Regions from separate parts of the Homo sapiens genome. Here all the other regions are linked to region 3. The links are chromatin loops, found by intact Hi-C in ENCODE. Cell type or tissue: heart left ventricle. All regions are shown on one strand.

What was found. Peaks named below come from ENCODE experiments on the same cell type or tissue, not always from the same donor. Only the 100,000 strongest peaks of a DNase experiment are listed, where the experiment ranks them.
Region 1: a loop joins it to region 3, with 2.7 times the contacts of the local background. A loop is called at or near these places in 43 of 110 quality-filtered maps.
Region 2: it touches region 3 in a loop (1.8-fold over the local background); 15 of 110 quality-filtered maps call a loop at or near these places.

Annotation. Positions count from the first base shown.
Region 1 is chr12:11,658,823-11,666,822 of GRCh38, reverse strand. All of the region lies in intron 1 of ETV6 (ETS variant transcription factor 6), which reads right to left. Among named protein-coding and RNA genes, the nearest start is that of ETV6, 13 kb to the right of the region's middle. RefSeq lists an enhancer at 1-496. In heart left ventricle, no CTCF peak of the experiment used is centred here; no DNase peak of the experiment used is centred here; H3K27ac peaks cover 4,349 bases.
Region 2 is chr12:11,859,817-11,867,816 of GRCh38, reverse strand. All of the region lies in intron 4 of ETV6 (ETS variant transcription factor 6), which reads right to left. Among named protein-coding and RNA genes, the nearest start is that of BCL2L14, 210 kb to the left of the region's middle. In heart left ventricle, no CTCF peak of the experiment used is centred here; a DNase peak (open chromatin) is centred at 4,051; H3K27ac peaks cover 4,769 bases.
Region 3 is chr12:11,762,797-11,770,796 of GRCh38, reverse strand. All of the region lies in intron 2 of ETV6 (ETS variant transcription factor 6), which reads right to left. Among named protein-coding and RNA genes, the nearest start is that of ETV6, 120 kb to the right of the region's middle. RefSeq lists enhancers at 4,626-4,705, 4,716-4,795, 7,301-7,510, 7,841-7,890. In heart left ventricle, no CTCF peak of the experiment used is centred here; DNase peaks (open chromatin) are centred at 491, 4,186 and 4,706; H3K4me3 peaks cover 688 bases; H3K27ac peaks cover 3,694 bases.

The sequences.
Region 1 (8,000 bases), 100 kb after region 3:
AGGTCTGCAACAGAAAGCCCCCAGCAGGCGGTCAGGAAAACTTGTGACGGTTTCGGGGAAACTGTAAAAGGACTCTTGCTGGGGTCTGGTTGGGTTCAGGAAGCTAAAAGTTTTCACATATCCTAATGCCCTGAATCCCAGCTGTACCTCAATGGCAACAGAAATAGGGAGAAAACGAGCTATTCAGGCTTGTGTGGAAGGCCCAGTTTGGTCTGCTTATATCTGAAAGTAACCTGATTTCTCCCAAGTGGTCCATTTCCCACTTATCAGATCACACTTAATCAGATTCATAACCCTAACACACTCTCTTAAGACTGCCCTCTTTAAATAAATGTCACTGGGCTATCCACTGTAAACAGCAATATTGAGGCTGTCCTACCATCCGTAAGACATAACTTTGAGTTGTTTTTCTAGTCCCATAGTATGCCCAGTCATTCTCACTGGTTTAGTCCCTCCAGGCAACCCATTAGGAGTAAAATGAGAGCTCCAGAGAGATCTTCATCTCAGATAGGGTAGGAGAGAACATGGGCTGTACAAGAGAAGACTGGAAAGAGCTGACTCAAGTAAGAGAGGGATTCTTCCCTTGACATGGAAAGGCCAATCACAGACCTCAGAGAAGTTTCAGCAAGCCGTGCTGCTCTTCCGGGTTCTCTCTCCCTACTAGCTCTTAGAGGAATGGGGTGGGGGAGCAACTGGCAGCCCCATACGGTGGTGACCTGCCACTGGGTCCCAGATACCACAGCCAGCTATGGCCAAGACCGCACACAGCTACAACAAACAGCCACTGGTTCTCTCTCCCTGACCCAAGAGGCATCCTGAGCCACATCAAAAAAAAGGATGATCAGTTAATACATTCATTTATCTTGGGCTGTCTCTGCTGTTTCTGGCACATCCAGCCTGAAGGTTCTCAAGCTTCTTCTCCAGCTATCTATATTCCCCTCTAGAAAGTAGGCAACTGAGAAGGAGAGCATTTGTGAGTGCCCTGTGTGTACATGTCAGTACTTATGCCTCACAGGAGCCCCTTAGGTATGGGAGGTGGCAGTATGTTCGCCCTGACATGGAGTCCTGATATGTTTCAAAACACAGGTCTCTACCTTTCTTCTTTCCTCAACCCTCACAGAGTATTTGCTCAGGATGTCAACTGTGTGAGGTCTTTATCTTACATATCAAAGAGCCTGGCACCAATTAAGTCCGTAACAGAAGCTTAATAAATACCTACTGATTAAGAAATTCTATTCAATTAATAGCCATTGGCTGTCCTCTGTGCCAGACCTTGAGCTGGACACTGGAAATATAAAAATGAACCCATCAGACTCCTGTCCTCAGCAGGCTTTCAGTCTAGTGTGGATGATAATTCAAGGATAACTGGATTGTTGCCAATAACAGAAGCAAGTTCAATAAGCTGGGGGAACACTGTGCCCAGCAGCAACAGGGAGGCTTGAGAAATGGACTTCCAATGACAAATTGGCTGCCAGGCAGAAAGAAGATCGAGGGAAGATTCCAGGCATAAATGTTTGTTACATGGGATGGGCATAGTGGCTCATGCCTATAATCCCAGCACTTTGGGAGGCCGAGTTGGGCGGATCACTTGAGCCCAGGAGTTTGAGACCAGCCTGGTGAAACCCTGTCTCTACTAAAAATACAAAAATTAGCCTAGTGTGGTGGTACGTGCCTGTGGTGTCAGCTACTCGGGAGGCTGAGATGGGAGAATCACCTGAGCCCAGAAGGCAGTGGTTGCAGTGAGCTGAGATTACTCTAGCCTTGGCCACAGAGCGAGACCATGTCCTCCTGAGAAAAAAGTTCATTATGTGGTTGGAACATAATGTGGAGATGATACTAGAAAGGTAGGCAGTAAAGGGCCTTGCAGGTGACAAGAAGCTGTGGTTCATGCTACACTGTGGTACTGTGGTGTGAGACAGAGAGTAACAAGATCACATTTTTATCTGCAAAGAATCATTCCAAGTTGTGTTGGGGGTGGGGACAAAATGGAGGAAGGAAGATCAGAGAGGAGACAACTGAAAGGTCTGGGGCCAGAAGGAAGGCAGTGACAGCCGGTATGGAGGAGAAAGACGAGTATGCACCAGACTGCCTGGCAGGCTGGAAAAGATGGCACACCTGCCCTCCCAAAGCTTCCATTCCAGTAGCAGTAAGAAGCAACAAGGGGAAGAGTCTGTTAGTGCATCGTGGACCAAACAAGGGTCACCGTTCGCTAACCTTAGTCCTGGATGGCTTTTGTGGCAGTGCTGGCTTTAAGTTGGCCTTTGAAGAATGACAGAGAGGTGACTTGACAGAACCATTCATTTACTACCCTTCTTTTGGCGGTTCTCCCCTGTGGTTCGTATCCTGGTTTTATTTAGCCCTATCTTCATAAGACTCTTAGATTCTTGTAACAGAAACCTCCACCAAGAAAAGCTGCCATCTCCTCTCATACTAATCCCACTCATCAACATCTCTTGGCAGTTTCTGACTTATGTGGGACAAAAATAAATAAATAAAAACAATAACAATAAGACTCTGCCAGGCTAGCAAACTGATCCAGTCAGAGGATTATAAGAGACACCTGTTTTTCAATACAGCAGCTGCTAACACAGCAGAAGCATGGCATCGTAGTAACAAGAAAGAGTTCTCTTCCATTAAAAACCCAATAGTAGCAGAAACTGGCACGGACTGATGTTCAACTATGTCACCTGAATGTGAAAAGAAGTTCAAATATGACCAGACACATAACAGGAACCCTGCTTTGCCAACGTGGGAACCCAAACGCTAGTTTGCTGATGGGGAGGTGATTTACCTATTCATCCAAGTACACTAAGGCACAAATCCTTAAAGCAGCTATTAAATACTTAAGAGTGTTATCAAAAACACACTGAAGCTTTTTGAAGTTTGGTTGATTCATACCCTGTGGCTGACCAAACACCTCTTCACTTAAGCCAGCTTAAAGAAAACTATTGCCCAGTTTGGAATGTAGACACTAACATAGAAGCACGTAAACAACACTTTATTTTTTCAGTTCACCACTGAAGACAGACAAGACACACACACACACACATACACACACACACACAACCTACCAACATATAAACACCACAGGCAAACTATCTCAAATGTACAATATGTACACATCACCTTTTCAGACCAGACCAGGGAGATGCTCTTAGAAACAGCTTGCTAACAGCCCCTCACATTGCTGTTTAACAATCCGTTCATAGCCCATCACAAAGCCAGGCCTCCAAGGAGATATATTTTACATCTATATGTTAGGTTTCTTCGCCACAACAAGGCTGGATTTTGTGTAATCTTTTCCTCTATATGCTAGAAAACAGATTATGCCATAATTTCTGCAATTTATCATCCCATGAGCATGCGATACATGTGGCATATATGCAAACAGAGTCACAAGCACAAACCCTGGAATAAATGCAGGACGGTGCCCAAGAAAGCACAAGCCACTCCAGATAGGCCTGACTAAAGCTAAAAATAGCCCATAAAGGCATTGTGTCAGCTGCCCTCTCGCTGTCCTCCCTAGAGCGTGCTAATTCTAACCTCCAGTGTTGGTGCTTAAGCTTGAGCCTTTGGTAGCTGTACCTAGGAACCGTTCCCTAATCCAGGAAGCTACTTTCTAGGTGTTGGAATATGCAGAAATCGTTCAACGCACTGCAATTATTAGTCCATTCATGCACACAAATGCAGATAGAGACTGAACCTGAAATTGTGCATTTTCTCCTAAAGCCTGCCATTTGTGCCCTGGGGCACTAGGACCAGCGGAGAGATGTCCCTTTTGGCAAATGGTATAACAGAAACCTCTCAAGTGCTAAGCATGCTCAACTGCCCAAGAACCACCCAGCCAACAGGACTAACTCTTGCCTTACCCTGGCTGGTGTGCAGCAAGAAGTTTCTCAAAGAAGCACAATCTTGTCCACACAGACCCCACTTGAGGTCCCAAAAGATTAAAGGGAGTGCACTCTCATAATATGAGACCCTAGGAAGAATCACAGACACCAATTTGGGGACCAGGGCTGCGAAGAAAATTCTTTCCAATTATCTATTTGGCATTTAGTCTGGCAGAAATATGTGCATAAAGGAAGAGTAACTGGGTTTTCCCAAACTCAGCCCTGCAAGTCATCCAAAAGTGCACCCAAATAAGAAATAGGCTGGGGGTTGTGAACTCACATTCACCTATAACCTACATATAAGCCAACCAAGAGGCAGAAGACTCTATTCTCATCCACCCACACCTCCTCCATGGTGAACCTTCAAAGACCACAGCTGAAATGAAAATGTACACAGACCAACTTTCCCTTAAATCAGACTGTTCAACATGATGGCTAACAACGAACGCACACACAGGCATTCCCCCTAGTTCGGAGAAGCTCCATTTGGCCATTTTACCAAGTTTTTCAAGACAGAGAAATTCTCAGAAGAACTGGCTAGTGACTGTCAGAAGAATGTTAGTGATTTGTGCCACTGGGCCCACCTCTTCCCTCTTTGCTGCAATAACAAGGCCTTTCAGTGGGACCTGCTGGCTCACCTACCTTTCTTCCTTCTTGCATTTTTAAGGTTTTTTGTTTTTTTCCACTCTGGGGCCTTATCCCACATCTCTCCCAGCAGGGCAAACTGCCTTGCACCCAAAAGATAAGTAAATATACTTGCTGTCTATGTCAGTGGCTCCTTGTTCATTTTCTAAGGGTAGATGGCTTCAAAAAGATAAAGTGTTGGGAAGGGTGGGAACATGCAAGACAGGTGTACTACCAGGTGCCCTACTTGAGATGTTACCTAACACCGAGGTCCTTTTGCTCATTGCCCTGCCTGTCTCGGCGAAAGTTAAAGATACTCTTACAGCACGCTGCAAAAGATTAGAGGATCATCACCCCAGCCTTGCTGTGCTCGCCAACATTCCCCCTGGATTCCATTGTGTTCCAAAGCCACATCTGACCTACAGCTGACTTCTGCCTGCAGAGGAGCACACCCTCATCTCCTCACTCACAGCCCTGCCAGACACAAGGAGCCTCAGAAATGCAAAGAGGCAGAACACAAAATTCAGAAAGGGAGCCTTTGTTTCTTTGGTTCTCTGAAGGAAAACACTCTTACCTCACCAACAGGTATGCTCTCTCCTTCCACCTCACCCGAAAGTATCAGCGTCAGCAGATGAAGGGAAGGACTAAATGGCACAAAATCAAAGGAGCTGGCTGTTGTCCAGGGGACTGGAGGTGTAGTCAGCCAAATCAGGTCATTCAGGTCTCAAAGTCGGGGAGAACAGGAGACTTACCCAGCCTGAAGAATCTGTCACCCAGACTTTATCCCCAAAACAACAACTCTCCTACTGGGTTCACCCCACTTTGAATAAAGACCAGATCAAAAGGTACAAAGTGAGAGTGTCCTGCTGTTCCCAGCCATTGCTGGCCATTAGTGGCCGTCAAGACCTATTAGTCAGGAGAGTGACGGGTCTCAAAAGTGCAAAGCACCAGTCAAGTGAACTCATGACACGGATCTTTAAAATCTCCCAGATCTCAAGTCAAAATGAGGACAAAATGGCTGGGCACAGTGGTTCATGCCTATAATCCTAGCAGTTTGGGAGGCCGAGGTGGGAGGATCACTTGAGCCCAGGAGTTCTGAGAGCAACCTGGGCAACAAAGCAAGACCTCGTCTCCACAAAAAGTTTTTTAAAAAAGTAGCCAGGCAAGGTGGTGCACCTGTAGTCCTAGCTACTCCAGAGGCTGAGGCAGGAGGATCACTTGAGCCCAGGACTTTGAGGTTACGGTGAGCTATGATCACGCCACTGTAGTTCAGCATGGGTGACACAGCAAGACCTTAAAGAAAAGAGGATACAGCAATTACAAAATGCACCACGGATCCAATCCTTCAGATGTGCCATTTTTCCAAAACCTGTCACAGGGACTTGGGTTATGAGTATCCAAAGAGGCCCAAAGAAAAAGAACTCACCTCTGTCCCTTTGGGTGCCTGGTCTGTGATCCCAGGTCAATACATGAAAATAATTAGCAAAACCACAGAGGTGAGCCAAGAGACACTACCATGAGGCTTACTCTAGCAGGAGTCTGATTTGATGGCCAAGGGCAGTTTGGGAAAGACAAATGGTCTGGAAATAACAACCAGCAATAAACTTGAGAGAAGTTTCCTTCCCTAGTCTGAGTTCTTTAAAGCAGTTAACAAAAGAGCTTAGCAAATTCCCACCATGTCCCCCATCTCCCTTTTTTTTTTTTTTTTTTGAGACAGAGTCTCACTCTGTCGCCCAGGCTGGAGTGTAGTGGCACAACCTCAGCTGACTGCAACCTCCACCTTCCAGGTTCAAGAGATTCTCCTGCCTCAGCCTCCCGAGTAGCTGGGATTACAGGCACCTACCACCACACCCGGCTAATTTTTGTAGTAGAGACAGGGTTTCACCATGTTGGCCAGGCTGGTCTTGAACTCCTGACCTCAGGTGATTCACCCGCCTCGGCCTCCCAAAGTGCTGGGATTACAGGCGTGAGCCACCACGCCCCGCCCCATCTCCCTTTTTATGAAGTCTCCATAATACTTCCTCCTGTATACCCTAGTGCAGATCTACTTGTCCACATATTAGTCACTAGGCTTGAGACCATACTTATTCTAAATTGTCTCTTTGATTTTTTTTGTTGATATATAATAGTTGTACATATTTTGGGGGTACATGTGACATTTTGATATCTGTGCAGATGTGTAATGATCAGATCAGGGTAGCTGGCATATCTATTGCCTCAAACATTTTTCTTTTGTGTTAGGAACAGTACAATTCTTCTAGTTATTTTGAAATACACAATAAATTGTTAACTCTAATTTCCCTATTATACTAATGAATACTATAACACATTCCTTCTATCTAGCTGTATTTTTGTGCCCCTTCGCCAACTCCTCTTCATCCCTTGAACTTGATTCTTCATTAGAGACCCCGGCACTCTTCCAGGCCACACCTGCAAGTGAGGTGGGCAGCTCTGGGCCCTCCCTCTTCCTTCCTCACCTCTTAGCAGTGCCAGAACTTCCCCTGCCACAACCCAGATTCACACTTTCACCAGGGAAACAAGAGAAAGTACTGGGGGAATGGTTAACTTCAGAGACAGGCTGTTCTCTGGGGTTCGATTTTTTAAATTACGAGCCTTACTTCTATCTGTAGCTCATTTTTTCCAGGAAATGCTTTAGAGTCTGCATGTCATCTTTGGTTATGGCAATCTTACGTATAGGGGACGTAAGTGAAGCAGGATTACTGACCTCATCAAAGAGATAAGTCCTAAGAAAGATAAAGTTACACGGCCTGTCATAACCCAAGGGAGAGGGGACAGGGCAGCTGAGAAGAAAATCACAAACTTCCACTTGTGGTTTCCAGGAGAAGATCAGAGGAGCAGTTTCTCTCCAAACCTAAACTCTTGCTTCAAGAGTATTAAGTAGCCCACACTTATTGCATGGTGGTAGGAGGGACAGGTGGGTAACATTTTCTCCACAATTCCTCAAAAAAGGGTTATTTTCCAGTCTATAGTTCATCTTCTCATCTGCCATGTACATACAAAGAATGACTTAGGATCGAATTTAGGTCCACAGCAAGAAGAATACAACTGCTGAAAAGAGACACTTCGGTCCCCTCACATCTGCTAGAGAGGAAGGTTTCCCCATGCCCCAAAGTAACAAACTTGGCCTTTTCAAACTCTTCTGTATAATTAAACTTCCACGAAGGGCCATCTACTCCCTGCTCTTGAAAGTGAACATTCACCAGCCCACAGCAAACAGTGTCTGTTCTGTGGTCAGACAGACATGGAACTGCCTGTTAAACAAAAGCAGACTGGAGAATTGATGCTCTCTTTCAAGTCTCACCCCAGTCACAAATAATAAGCAACTGTATGAAGGAGCAGATCCCTGAATAGGTTCAAATACTTGAGCGCTGAGTAATAATGCTAGTTAGACTCACTGTACAGTACTTCCAGACTTAGGTTTTTTCCTTTTCTTTCATCTCTGGAAACTTATTCAGAACCACATTA
Region 2 (8,000 bases), 97 kb before region 3:
CAGGGCAGTCTCACCAAAAGGATGTGCATGCTTGCTGTCCTTGTTCTGGTCAAAGAATTGTCCACAGTTCTAAGTAAAGCAAGTCAAACATATCACCTTTGTCCATTAAGATAATATACATATATGAAGAACACATAAAGTGAATTCCGTAATTTGATAGGGTCAGTAAACAGAGACAGACATAGTGGTTTTAAGTTTTACACAGGGTTAAGAAGAAAATGCGGACTTTTTTCTTTTTTGAAAGTTCTACTAGATCTCATCTATCATATGATCACTGAACAAAAATATTGTTCACAATATTAAAAGATCATCTCCTTGAAGGCAAAGGGCTTATTTTGTGACTACTGTATAACCCACTGCCATAAATTCAAGTGCCTCATCATTGGAATAGCTATCAATAGAAGACTGATTTAATAAATTATAGTATATATCTCTAAAAAATGGAGTACTACGTAAAAGTAAAAAGGAATGAGGAGTATCTTGATATTTTGCTAAGGACTAGCATCAGAATCTATGGTTAGATACGAAAAGCAAGATGAAGTATTTATGATCTGCCACCACTTATCTAAACAAGGAAAGGGGCAATTTCAGTTCAACAATAGCAGAGTGGCGTGTACCAAACTAACCTTCTTACGGGTAGAAATGAAAGAAACCATATTAAATACATTGAAAAAACTATTTGAAGGTATCAAGGGCAGACAAAAACCGGAGAGGATTTCACTCTTGAAAGAAGGGAACTGCACAGAGTGAGGTCCATATTTAAACAGCTTTCCCCCTGATTCTGTTGATCTCCTAACTGCCCTATGCTGCATGTTCCTCCCCAGTCCGTGCAGCACAGGGGCAGTTAGAAGATAAACAGAAAGTTGCTTGAGATAGAGTAGGTAGCTGCCAGAATGGCAGAAAATTGAAGAAACAAATCCCATACAGTGGGAGCCACAGAGGGGAGAGTGATTAAATTGGCATGTAAAAGCTTCCTCAAATTCTTGTCTGATTACCGAATAGCCCAAGTGCCAGGGAGACCCTTTGGAGTTCAGTGAAAAGCAACAGTTGTATAATCAAAAGATCTAAGCGGAAACCTCAGCTACTGGCTACTGCAGTGGAGACAGAGTTCAGAGTTTGAGTCTCATCAAGTTCAAAGGCTCTGTAAACACTTCAGGCTGTTTGTTACCCCAGAATGGCCACAATGTAGGAGTAAAAACCCTAGGACAAGGGGATCTGCTAAGGGCAAAAGGCAAAATAGAAACAGATTGGACCTAATGAAACGTAAGACCATGCCTCTACAGATTCAAAGTAACTGGCCAGTAATTTGATTGCCTCCTAGAACAAAAGTCAATACTCTTCAGTGGAATAGAACACAATCCAGTGTCTCAATGTGCTCAGCATCCAGTCACAATTTTCTAGATATGAGAAGAAATACAAACATGTGACTCATAATAAGGAGGAAAGGCCATCAAAAGAAACAGAACCTGAGATAATGCAGATGTTGGAGTTAACACAAACAAACAGAAAAACTTTACAGCAGCTATTATAAATAAGTTCAAGCCCTAAAAGAAAATCATGGTTGTAATAAATGATGACACATACAGGCTGCCAAAAGGGAAATGGAATTAAAAAAAAAGGCAAAATAAAGATTCTATAACTGAAAAGTATAATATCTGAAATGAAAGACCGGACTAGATGGACTTAATAGCAGAACGGAGATGAGAGAAGAAAGGGTTAGAAAATTTGAAGACAGATCAGTAAAAATGAAATCCAAACAAAACAAATCCTCAGTGACCTGTGGAACAATATCACGTGGTCTAACACACATGTAATTGGTGTCCAAGAAGGAGAATATAGAAAAAAACAGAGTAGAATAAATTAAAAAATAATGGCTAGATTGTCCTCAAATTTGGTAACAACATTATCAACAACAGTAAATTCGAAGGTCCAAGAATCTCAAGTAAGATATGTAAAATAAAAACCACACCCAGGTACACCATAGTCAAACTGCTGAAAACCAAAAATAAAGAGAAAATCTTGAAAGCAACCAGAGGAAAAAAAGAAACTATGTACAGGGGGAGATTATACTAATATACTATATATGCATAGTATGATATATAGTATATATATACACACACACCATATATACTATATATGATTATAGTATATATGATATATAGTATATACTAATACTATATAAGTATATACTTACATAGTATATATAAGCCTACGCTAATATATATAATATATTATATATACGAATATACTAATTATGGCTGACTTCTTTAAAAAAACCTGAAGAGAGGGACTGCTCAAACACACACACAAGAAGGTTGCAGATGGGAACCTATAGGTTGAAAAAAACTTAAGAGATACGTTAACCATCTGCAATGTATAGATGTTGTTTGGATTCTGATCCAAACTGTAAAAAACATTTATGAGATGGTTGGCAAAAAGTGAACACTAGCAGATTATTTGATGATACCGAGGAACTACTAGTTTTCAAGTGATATGATGGTTCTATTATGATTTTATAGTCTTTTTTTGAGACCTATGTTGACACTATTTTTTTTTTTTTTTTTTTGAGACGGAGTCTCGCTCTTTCACCCAGGCTGGAGTGCAGTGGCGTGATCTCTGCTCACTGCAAGCTCCACCTCCCGGGTTCACGCCATTCTCCTGCCTCAGCCTCCTGAGTAGCTGGGACTACAGGTGCCCGCCACCATGCCTGGCTAATTTTTTGTAGTTTTAGTAAAGACAGGGTTTCACCATGTTAGCCAGGATGGTCTCGATCTCCTGACCTCATGATCCGCCCACCTCAGCCTCCCAAAGTGCTGGGATTACAGGCATGAGCCACCGCGCCCAGCCTGTTGATACTATTTACAAGGGAAATTATATATCTGAGATTTGCTGTAAAATAATCTGGGATGGTGAAGGAGAGAGGAGGTAGACCACAGAGGAAGACATGATTGGCCTTGAGTTGATCATCAAAACTGGTGATGGGTACATGGTGATTCATTACACAATTCTCTTTACTTTTGTATAGGTTTGATATTTCCTGTTATAAAAAGCTTTTTTTTTTTTAAAGTGCTTAATTAACCTTGCAAGGATATAGGTTGGAAAGACAAGCACTAACTTCCTCACTTTAACCCAAATGCATAGAAATGCTTACTGGGCACCAACTAAAATGATCTGTAATCTTTTGTAGACAAGGCAAACTTTCCTTTTATAGATAATATGGATGTCAATTCTGCTGCCCATAGAAATGTATTTATCTTTTGTCCCTGGTCCACTTTTCATTTGTCACAGAATATGATCACTGTAAACAACTATTGAAGACAGTTCCAGTTTGAACTTTCCTATATTTTCTTCTAAATGCCATTTACAGAATGTCTCTCTTTACTTAAAAGCTTATTAAGGCTTAAAAATACTTAAGGATGATGAAGACCATGTATTGAAAAATCCCATTTCCTGAATCCATTTCCCATCTTATAAATTTCAAAACGGTCACAGGCGTTGGTCAGTAATCTGGTTACCTGCAGGCTTTCTTTGATGTCCTGGGCTTCAAGGCTTAGTGTGTGGGTGTGCACTCAGGGCAGGCCTTAGGAAGTCTGGGAGGACCAGGAGAGGAAGAACTTTCATGCCAAGGGTAAAGGAGGAACTGATGTAATGTCCTGGAGAGATTTCACTCTCCGTTCCTGCCCAGACCTTGGGAACAATGCAGGAGGGTGATAGTGCTTTGGATAATCCAACTCAGATTTTACTTTGGACTCAGGATCCAGGCAGGAACAGGACTTGGAGGAGCTTGATTTATTTATTTCTCCACAGATATCACTCAAAGAGGAAGTACTTGATGAAGCTGATAACATTAACAGTAGAGAACTGGATCCGAGGGTATTTAATTCCAGGCTCCTGGTGGTCTGGGCACAACCACTGTCAAGGCTGAGAGGCCTGCAATGAGACCCTGCAAGCTTTGTTTCAGTCTGCAAAGCAGTGCCCATGTATGGAGTAGGCTATGACATTCTCAGCCTGCTGCCTGCCGCCTCTGTTATTATAAGTTGGCAGCAGGGCATGGAAACTTACGAGACCAGAGCCGGCAGGCAGAGAAGCTCCGGACACAGGAAATGCACTGAGCGGACAGTGGGTGCATTAAATCCCCCAGATGTAGGAGTCTTCTGTCTAAAACAAGAAGATTTTTTTGGTCTGGCCTTGATGTCTGGGTTTGTTCTTGGTGAGCTGCCCAGCTGGAAAACTGGGAAATTATCCACATTGCCCTCATTCTGAAGGTCTTGATATGGAAGGGAAATATACAAGGAAGAGGGAGGGAAAGCCAGACATAATTAGTCCATGTGGGCACAGAAGGAAGGGAGGAAGAAAGACCAAGGACTGGCAGGGAACCGTCATTCTGGTTGGAAGTGTTTTCTGATCCCAAACCTTTTTCCTTGTAGACCTCTGTCAGACACAAATAATCCCTTCTTCTCACTGCCAAACGGCCTAAAATAAACCAGGACTTTAAGTGGGGTAATTTTCTTTACAAAAAGGTCTGATTTCTTATCCTTTCCTCTTATTAGAAAAGTTTCTCTACTTACAATTCATAAAAATTTGACCCAATTTAACCATGCTATAAATAATAAATAACCAGTAAACCTAAACAAACAGACAAAAAACTGCCTTTAGTGAAAGTTTTGACCGATAAGTTTCCAGGGAGAGCAAAGGCTAAGATCAAGTTTGCATCTCACACACCAGGATCACATTTCCACCACCGTGCTTTCCCTAAGCCCACGGATGCTGGTCAGAGAAGAAGGTCACCAGGGAGACGCAAATCAACAGGCCCAGGAGGTAATGCTCACTCAAGCCTCAGTCCACTGGGTTTCACTTTCTCCCTCTCCCAGTCATTTTGTTAAAAATTAGTGGGAAGTATGAATGATACACAGAGCTAGACAGAAGTCATAAGCTCAAGGTCTTGAGGTGGAATTCAAACTATATTTCATATACCACTCCCGGTCTCTTATGCCCATTATGGGTTGACTATCTCTCCCCCAAAATTCATAAGTTGAAGTCCTAACCCCTAGTACCCTCAGGATGTGATCTTATTTGGAAAGACGGTCCTTGCAGATGTAATTAGTTAGGATGAGGTCATTTTAAACATCCAATATGACTGGTGTCTTTATAAAAAGTATACTCTGGACTTCCAGACATACACAGGGGAAGAATGCAGGTGAAGATGAAGGCAGAGACCTCCAAGGCAAGGAATGCCAAAGCTTGCCAGCAAACCACCAGAAACGAGAAGAGAGTCATGGAACAGATCCTACCTCACAGCTCTCTCAGAAGGAACCAACTCTGGCACACGTTGACCTTGGACTTCTAGCCCCCAGAAAAGTGAGATAATAAATATCTGTTGTTTAAGCCACCCCGTTTGGGGTACTTTGTTACAGCGGCCCTAGCTAACTAATACACCCCCTACTCCAGTTACCTGACGTTCAACCTTTGCTTGGTTTGGAGTCTTTCCACTAACTGTGTACCTGGCATTTCAGCCTATTCATCCCCACAATGTGCCAATGTCACCGAACTCCCTTGGAGGGCCTGAGAAGAAAACTGCCCTAGTTTGGAGTGGATGATTCACATATGTTTGAGGTTATCAACAATAAACCCTAGGTAAGCTCCTAGAATTTTATAAGCATTTGATGAAAGGGGCTAAACAAAACAAAATGGGTAACCTGTAGTACTCTGAGGCTTAATCTTCATTACTGCAGGCCTGGGCAGGACTGCTTTCAAACAGGCCACCTTTCCAGGGGATCAGTACAGAGAGTACATGCACATCTGCTGACACAGGAGGCCTCACAGTCCTCACAGTCGGGGCTGCAGACTGTCTTGCTCTTCACAGGCAGTATAGGGGAGTCTCCTTTGTCTCCATAAAGCAGCACAAAAGAAGTGAATTAAAAAATCAAAGGATTGGATTTCCAATAAGTCAATTAGGTCTGTTTGGGTAATCCTCTCAATCATGTATAAGGCCTGGGGTCACAGGTGGCACAGAGATAAGGCAGAGAGGCCCTGGAGTGGGGAAAAGAGCAAGATGACCCCTTAACTGAGGGCTTCCTTCTCTGGAGATGAAATCAAACTGCTCCCAGCCCCTTATCTCAAAGATCAGATGGCATTTCCCTAGGGGTAAAGGAAGTCTCTTGGAGACTTCCTGCCTGTCTTGTGAGAGTCATTCATGCATATTAGGGATCTCTTGCCCCTAAAACTTCTGGCTTAAGAGAGCACGCTAGCCCTAGGGCTAAAAGCAGCCTCCAGTTGGAGGACCCTGGTGCAGGCAGGAAGGGTGAGGGGTCCCTCCTGTAATAGGCCGAGGGCCCAGACAGATGCAAAGAGGGTCTCTGCACAATCCAGTCCCTACACTCCGTCACAAAACACATGCTGCAGCAGGGGCAAGGGTCAGAAGGTAAAAGGTCATGCTGCCCTAGGCCCTGAAATATAGGAAGCAAAGCAGGAACAAAGGTCCTGGAGAGGAAAGCAGGACTTGCAGAAGGCTGGAATGAGGCTGGGTCAGGGGAAAAAGGTGTTAAGTGGTGCTCGTGGGCCCTGCTCCCAGGGAGGGCAGGAAGTCAAGATCTTGACCTGTTTCTGATGGGACCTGTCGTTACCTGCTGCCAGATTCAAGAATCCCAGAACAGAAAGGGCTGCAAAAAGGTTAATCTTGTAGTTCTTAAAGGAGACAGCCAGAAGATTAATACAAAGGTTCCAAAGGGGTCATGGAGGACCCAGCGCTCGCCAGATACTGCAAGGGGACATAAAATGCAAGCAGTGCTTACTTCCAAACAGGCCGTGTTCTGAGAGTAATGAAGACTGGCACTTTAAATGTATTTTCCCACAGAAATCATAGTGCAGATGAATCCTCAAAGGTGTTCTTGGATAACAGTGAGGGAGGCAATGGCCCTTCCCTACGTATAAGGTGCACAAACCTGATGTTTGCACAAAGTGGATGTAGTTGCGATATTGAGAATGGTTAAGAAAAGTGGAAGGAAAAACCAACTGCACAACATTGTGAATAGACTTACCACTACTGAAGTACACCTAAAAATGGTTAAAATTGTAAATGTTGTGTATTTTATCCCAATTAAAAATTTACACAAACAGAGGGGGGGAAACAACCAAATAACAGCCAGAAATATTGAATCATGATAATGAATAACATTTACCGAATGCTTGGCTATTCTAAGGGCATTTTCCGTATTAACTCATTTCTTTCTTCTTTTGTTTTGTTTTTTTTTTTGAGACAGAGTCTCACTCTGTCGCCCAGGCTGGAGACTCATTTCTTTCTTATGTCAACCCTTTGAGATAGGTCCTGTCATTTTCCTTCTTTTACAGGTAGAGACCTGAGACCCAAGGCAGTTGCCTGAAGTCACACAGCCGGTAAACTGGGGAGCTGGGATTAGAACCCAGGTAGTCGGGGGATGTAGAGTGCACGCATATACGTGCCGGCATGCTCTCTGGCTCTGTCATGTATTCCGTGGTTAATATGTGTAACAAAGATGTCAAACCCCAGCCCACAGCCTCCTTGACCCTGCAGTCATCAACACGATTCCAGCAAGACTAGAGAATCGAGTGGGTTTACAACCAGTGACAGGATGTGACTTGAGCAGCTAAAGAATGCGTCTACCTGTTACCTACTAAGCCGCTGTAGAGAGGGGCCAGCTTTCAAGGCGTGACCTGCACTGAGGGGCTGGCTCCTCAGGGGGTAGGTGACAGCCAGTGTGTCTGCTCTCAGAAGCCGGTGCCTGGCTCAGAACCCACAGTTCTCACAGGCTGGGAGATTTTCGTGATGCTAAGACGGCCCATCCCAAGGGAGTTAATGATCTAGAAGGGTGAATTCGGTCCAACTCAGCATGAGTTTTTAATATTATGAACTAGACATACTTTGGAGTCCCAGAAGTCATCTTTGACATTGTTTAGTACAAATTTGGCAGTAATGTAAGCAGGACCTGCCACACACTGTAGCCCCAGTCAGCTGACCTGAAAAC
Region 3 (8,000 bases):
TCCTGAATAACTGGGACCACAGGCACGTGCTGTTACTTACTCATTAGCCGTGACTTATTCTTTATTCACGGAAGTCAAAAAGGCATTCTTTCTCAAGCATCAAAAAGGCTACATTTGTGCATGGGTCCCTGACACCTTTCTAGAAGAAGGTTTATTTTAATTTCCTCCAAATCCTAAGGTTATTGGAAGATAAGTAGAGGAAGGGAAGGAGGAAGGGCCTAACAAAACAAGTCTAGCATCCGGTTGACAGTGGCTAGATATGACCCTCTCTGTCAGGAATTCCAGAAGTCACAGAAGGAAGGCTGCAACCGCCATACTTATGTTCAGAACCCCCAGGCTTCAGGATGGGCCTGGATCACATGGGGACAGAAAGTTATCTGGCTTCCTTTAACATGGGCATAGGCAACCCAGCATCTAGTAAGCGTGAGGTAAGTGAAGGAGGGGGAACTTCCTTCCTCTGAATGCCCATCCTGAAACCCGGGCCACGGCCTCAGTCACACAGAGTCTTGGTGGTGCAGGGAAACTGTCAGGCACGTGAGAAGGCACTGTCACCTCCCAATATCCAAAGCAAGGCCTGATGGTCTACTGGGGCTCTCAAGGCCAACGAGGCTTGTTCCTTTTCCCCAGAGCTGTTTCCTTGCATTTTCCTGATTACCAGCACCTGTGTCTGAAGAGCAACGGCTATGAAGAAGATGATATAACTCAAACTTACTTATGAGCAACTTTCTACCTTTTTTTTGATTGAAAGGAAAGGATGGTGAATTCCATCCACCTGTCAGTCATCTTGCCCCGGTGACAGCCTGTTCAGCCTGTGACTCCTCTGTCTGTACCATCCTCCTCTTATCGTATTCTTCTCCCGTGCCACCTGCCCAAGGGCACAGGTAAGAGACACACCCAGGGAGTCACAGCTCTGGGCTTCAGGAGAGCACACACCTGTTCTGAAGACAGCTCTTATTCCAAATAAGAGCTACCTCCCTTCTTACTTCCAAACGAAGTAAATAATCAACCCCTCAATGTCTTCCACCTTCCCGCACTTCCTCACCAGAGGAGTGAAGGGGCATGTTACAGTCTAGATCTGGTCACAGCATTTCAAGAGTATTTTCTTTTTTTGTACCTTAAGCTCAAACGGGGAATATGAAGGAAAAGAATTTTTTAAAAGACCCCACTGGCTGCTATAGGCCAATGAAAGATTAAAGTGAAAGATTAAATTTCTCTGCAGGAAAAATGACACCATTTCTCCCCTTACTATGAACTCGAAATGACACCTACATAGTATTTTGCTACACGTGCCAAAGAATAACTTAGTACTGTGAGTCTTTTATAATCAGGTACCATCAAAATCGTTTTTTTTTTTCTTCTCAGATTTTCTCCTGGATGTTATCTGTGTTTTAAATAGAAGTGAATTTTAAGAAATATTTTGGCCTTGATTGAAAAATAGTTTTGAAAGTCCATATTCTCCAGGGAAGAAAAATGAGATTAACAATGAGAATGAGGAAGACAAGTAAATTCTGGAACTATCTATGCCCAAATAAGTGAAAAATAATAAAACTCTGGACTTCAATAATAGGACATACACTAAAAGCTTATGTGTACAGAGGAAAGCTAATAAAATCAAACACAGAAGCAAGAACAGATGTATGTTCTGTGAAGAGCTATGTAAGTTTTAGATATTTACCTCCTGTAATTACTACTCTACTGGGCACAGTAGGTGCTCAATAAATACTGGTTTTGATAATTATTATCCAAGTTTTTTCTCTCTTATTCTGAGTTCCTTCCTTGCTTATCTTTGTACTAGCACTGAGCCTACGGGTTCTTCAATCAATCCTTGTTAAACAGAACAAGATTTGAATTTTCTTCAGAACAAGCCCAAGCAGTCACAAATGGTATTTCCAAGGAATTTCACAAGGAGAAAGAGGCAGTCAGGTGCTGGCCACCTTCTTTATGTAGCTGGAATGTGGTAGGCAGATTTCTGTCCTAATATGCAAGGTGTGGACAGAGCTGGCCAGTGGGGTTCCAGGCCAAGCTGGCCCCAGGATGAACTAGAACAGGCTCTCTTTCAGAGGCAAGGGCAAGGGTGATGTTTGCTCAGTTTATCACCCAGGTATATTATTTTCCACAACGGAAAGTTGCAGGCTTTTTTGCCATTTCGAGAGTATGCAGACTATGAGGTTAATTTTGTTTCTTTTTGCAGCCCTGGTACGGGTTTGACTTCGGTTCTAAGCATAAGGTCAATTTAACAGCAGTCAAAACAGTAGGGGTGCACTGAGGGGATAAAGAACACAGGCTTTGGAGCAGGCAGACATGAGTTCAAATTCTGGCTCTGCTACCAGCCAGTTCTGTGGCCTTGACCCAATTACTTACCATCTCTAAGCCCTAGTTTCTGTATGTGTAAAGCAAAGATACTATCAGCTACCTGCCAGGCTTGCTGGGAGAATAAAATTAATGAGGAAATTTATTAAAGCACTAGTAACACATAGTACACACCCAGTAAACTGTGACTTTCCACATGGTATCTAAGTTTTCTGGTACCTTGGTTTTCTCCAATCAAAAAGCGTGCTTAGAAGACTGAGGCAAAATTGCTAATAGTTCTTTACTAATACAAACGGAAAGATAGAGGAACAATAATGCAGCAGTCCTAAAACTACATATCAGCACATTAAAAAAAAAAAGAATCAAATTAGCAGAACCAGTCAACACTGGGACTGTACCATGGAAGCCAATTTGGACAAGGAGAACCATAACGGGAATGGCTTAAATGAGCAGCCATTTGGAAATATCCTGAGTGTTCCCTGGAGCAGCTGGGAGGAAGTAAACCAAAGCCCCAAGAGAACCTTCTCTTGAGCAAACTCACGTTCAACCCATGATCCTAGTCATTTTCATGTCAGCATTCAGAGACCCCCTCAAAACAAGTTGCTATAGATGACATATCTGGCAAGCACCCATTTTTCCTGTTTACATCAGATATACTTATTAAAAAAGTGTAGCTTTTTCATGCAATCTTCTTCATCAGACAAGCTCTTATACAATGAATATTTCTTCCCTACTCTTTAGAATAAATCCTATAAACAGCTGCTAAAGGCAAAAACCTCTTAAAACTGATTATACAATGTTAGAGTTGGACAGAGTTTATTAAGGTCATAGAGTTTGATTTCTCCCAGTTTTACAGATGAGCAACTGAGGCTCATCAAGGTTAAACAGTTCATACCAAGTCACAGGCAACTGAGTGACAGCCAGGATTGAACCCTGGCCTCCTGGCCCCAAGTCCAATATTCTTTCTGCTATACCATGCGGCCACCTGAAACTTTCCACTTGTTTATTTTCCCCCACAGAGTCGAGCCATGCTGCACACATAGAAGACTTCTACTAAATATTTGCCAAATTGATCTACAAATTCTACAATTCTGCTGTCTTAGCCTAATACTATATTTCAGTCTCCAGAGATCCCAATAGTGGTTTAATAAGAAGTATGAAGGCTTATAGGAATTCACAAAGTGCCTCTGAAATCATAATCTAATTTCCTCACAACAATGTGAAAAAGGTATGACTGTACCCATTTTAGAGATAAGGAAACTGAGGCTGGGAGGTTCAGTGACTTGTTCAAGGTTACATTGCTGGTTGTATATTGTTAGAGCTGGCCCTTAAATTTAGACAACTGATTTCAAAGCCTGTGCCTTTTTTATTTCATTAACTTAAGCCTAATTAATAATGACTGTTCTCACGCCCCAAATGATACCGCCATCCTTCTTTCTCCTAGCCTGTTCCATTAAAGAAAAAAATTTAGTTCCTAAGGCATCATCATGTCAATTTCAGAAACAAAACAAAGCACCACATGCAGGCTGATGGAACTGAAGAAAATGACATGTTCAGGTACAAGAATATCGTCCACCCAGCACAGAGCCCTATTTCCTTCAACAAAGCAAAGAATTCAGACCCAGCTCCCAAGACCGGAATAGCACTTACATTTACTGCCTTCAAGATTTTAAAGGCCGGCCTGAGGAAATGGCTGCATTCTCCCCTGACTGCCCGCCCCCACCCCATTGCTGAAGACGTCTTCAATCATTGCTTTATGTCAAAAGGGGAAGGAAAGAGGTCATTTCTGTGTCTTGGCAGCATAGGGCTGTCACATAACCTATAAGGCCTCCACGCAGGTCAGGGATGGGCAAAGCCACAAAGCAAGGGAGCAAGAAACAGGCTCCCGGCCTGGCTGCCGGCTGCTCTCGAGAGCTGTTCAAGATGGAGCTGGTGGCAGCTAATGGCGGGGGTGGGAGGAAGGGAAGCATGAAGAAGGCTGTGAAGAAAGGTGTGGGGGGACGGATATAATCCGGCATACAGAAACCTGTCAGGATGGGATTTATTTTTGTTCTGTGAGGGAGTATAATAGGGCTTTGCCTGCACTCTCAATAGCTGTTTTGAAGTGAACCCGGCTGGTATGTCTTTAATTTGTCATTTCATTATGAAACTGTTTCCCTTCCAAGAAGCCTTCAAGTCAGGAAGCTCTGTCTGCCCACACAGGAAATTCCTTTGCTTCAACTTCCCCAAAAAGGAAATTTCCCTCAGAAGTGAGCCCAGCATATGCCTTTGAGCAGAGCTGCTTCAAGAAACTTTGGCAGCTGAGTCCTGAAAACACCCCTTGGCTTTCTGCTGCTGCTGGGATGTGTGGATAAACAGTTCAGCTTTCACCCAGCAAGTGGGGACCCCACCGAAACCGACCCTGGCCCACACCTTCCTCCTGCTTCTTCATTCTCCCGTGCCCTTGCTCTTCATCACCTCCTGTGAGCCGCCAAGAGTTTTAACCCTGCGAGAGGCAACCAGTACCTGCGGCTTTCATGAAGAAATAAGCATACCTGCATCACACAGACGCTCACACCCACCACGGGACTGTCCCAGGACAGTCTCAGCACAAGGTACCTACTCTCGTTTCCCCCTCAGTCTCATACACAAACTTGAGACTTCTGGCAGAAAGGCTGCAGCATTTCAAATGAAGAGGGCACAAGAAAATAAAATGACAAATTATAGTTCCTAAAGCACGTATGTTACCAAAGTACCTTTTATCCAGGGTGGTGGTGGTTTTTTTTTTCCCCATGCACGCTTTCCCACTGAGGATTTTAAGTAAAACAAGGAAGGGGGAGATATCTCAAACCACAGCCTTACAAAAATTAATCTCTCAGACATATTGTGAATGGTTAAGTGGTGAGAGCCCACAGCAGCTGTGCTGAAGTGAATAAGATACAGTATTTTATGAAGCTTCTTAGCAAAGAGGCATTAGCAGGAAACTGCCAGATTCACAGTTAAGTTTTTAATTTTCCATTTAAAATCACTTCATTAAAAAAAAAAAAGTGGTGAAAAGGAAACAATACAGAGACCTAAAGCACAAAAAGAGAGAATGGTATTGAACCTGAGACTGCGTATCAAGCAGTGGGGACCAAGAGAGACGTAGACAGATGAGGATCTAAGACGGCCCTGGATTTTCACTTTGCAATTAGATTGCATTGGAATGGTAGGGGGATGGGGTCTGATCTTATTACACTATGTATGTGCCAGGGCTCTGAAAGGGACAGTATTTACCAGGAGACAGAGCAAGGGACTAGGGAGAGTCATATAGTTCACTAAAATCTGGATATATAAACCCTGAAGTTTTGGGTTGTGGTAGATGTTTTCTGTGGGGTAGCTTTAAATTTTTATTTTAGTGAGTTATTCTGTTTTTCTGAAATTTGTGAAGCTTTAACCACAGTCAGATCTCAAAGGGGAACTCAACACTATTCTTCATGTTCTTAAAGTGAAGAGATTAGGCAATAGGGCTTTGGCTTCTATTGGAAGGCAAGGTGTATATTGGATGGACCTGTCTCCCACCTACCACCTCTGTGACTCTGGTCAAGTTCCTTTTCCTCTTTAAGTTTGACTCTTCATCAGTAAGATGAGGATAATAAAACCCAGTTCACAGGACTGCCTAGAGGGTTAAATGATACAATACATGTGAAAAGCGCCTACCATAAGCACTCAATAAATGGAAGTTATTATTCCACATGGAGAACTACAAAGGATCTTTCCCCCAAATTCTGCACACCTCCTCCCTGTCACACACACATAGGCCACCCAGCTCTGGTAGCTCCTTCCCCAAGGGTCAAGATTTTCCTGACCACTTACTTCAACTCAAGACTTGGATTACCATGCCCTTTATACATCTGCAAGATCTTGGCATTACGATCAAACGTGATCATCCCTGAAGTAAAGACATTTAGTGAGAATGGTTGAAAGGCTTAAGGATTCAGATTTATACTCCCAAATTCACTACTCCTGTCAAAGAAATGCAGATGACTTGCACATTCTCAAATCGCCAGTGTACTAGAGGAGACCTGACCTTCTTTGGCCAAGACTGATGATGGCAATGTCTTGAGAGCAATGGCCACGCACAGTAAGTAGCAGACTGCTCATCCTGGCCTCAGAGCTCCAGGCTCACAATGTTTTGTCTAAATCAGGAGGCCTGGATTTTCCATCTAGTTTTCCATCTGTCTTATCCACAGAGAAGGCCAGCCCTAAGCAAATTATAGTGCTTATTTCCAACTCTACCCACTCCGTGCTGGCCACGGTCCTTCCACTTCAAAAAATTCAGGAGATCTGATAAGCTAATTTTCATTAAGATATTAGGGACTTGAGGTATTAATTATCTCTCTCCATAACTATCTCCTGCCATAATGATTTACTTTTAAAAGTGGAGCTATGTGGAAATAATGCCTGATCCAAAAGGAATGTCTCAACAATGGAATTTCAGGCACCCTGGTCATTCATCGTGGGAGATATTTATGTTCAAAGCACTCTAAATCATTGCAACTGGGTGACCACATTCCCTGCTTAAGTATAACATTCACCCCGTTCACAGTCAACTATAAGCCCTCTGTCCTGGGTCCAAAGTAATGCTATCTGAACAATAAAGGTTTAGAAGGCAGCCACTTTCTGAATCTCAATACTCCTTTAGCAAACAAAGAAGTACCAGACATGAGAGAGCTACACAGCGTCTGCACAGTGCCAATGCTACAATACCCAGTTGTATTTCAAGTTCTTTTCCCCGATCACTGGGGTGGCAGGAATCGTCACAGTAGTAGGAATAATCACAGAAGCTTTGTGAAGCAGGTATCTGGAATAACAGCTATAAGACGATCCCAACGAAAGCACGTGCGTGCACACACACTTGGATTCATCTGAAGCAAAAATTTTTCTCTAAGAATCAAAAGAAAAGCTTATTTTCTTTCATAAGGTCCAAAATCTATTTGATCAGAGACAAATTTCACATCTTTTTAGGTTTTTGTGGGTCTCTGAAGCTCCTCTCAGCACTTGGTCAGGGCATTCCAGTAGTTTCATTTATAACCCATGAGTCTCAAGTGAAGAAAACCTCTCTCAGGGAATTCCTACTTTTGTGTTCCTAAAAGACCTTTAATAAAACCCCAGATACCTGGATGAATATTTGAATCACGGCCAAATTTTAAGGTCAGCAAGAGCCCCCACGAAAAATGCTTGACAGAGTTGTAAATAGGGGAACGAGAACTGCGTCTGTTCAGAGAGGGGACTTTGTGAGGTGGCTTCACTACCACCTCATAGGAGAAGTGAAAGGAGTCAGTGTGGGAGCTGAGGAGTTCAAGAACAATGGCGTGAAGGAATCAGAATGAAAAAGGAAAGCATTTTCTCCCCGACTTTGTTCATATCTAGTGGGAAACCATGCCTAACAGAGATGAACCTTCCAACCCATCCGAATAACAGGTTTGGGAACCTGCACCACCTTAGGGTTCCTTCCTGAAGCAAGGCATGCGAGGAGGAGGAGGAAGGAGAAAGAGTCATTTTATGTCCTCAAGAGGGCTGGCACCAAATCACTTACTCATATTTGTTTCTCTACAAAGAGTTCCTGATGTTGGTGACTTAAGAGCTACTTAAGGAGAAAAAATAAAACCCCTCATCAGCTTTGGTCACGAATCACTGCTGCTTTGGGCGAGTCTTTTCTCCCTAATCTT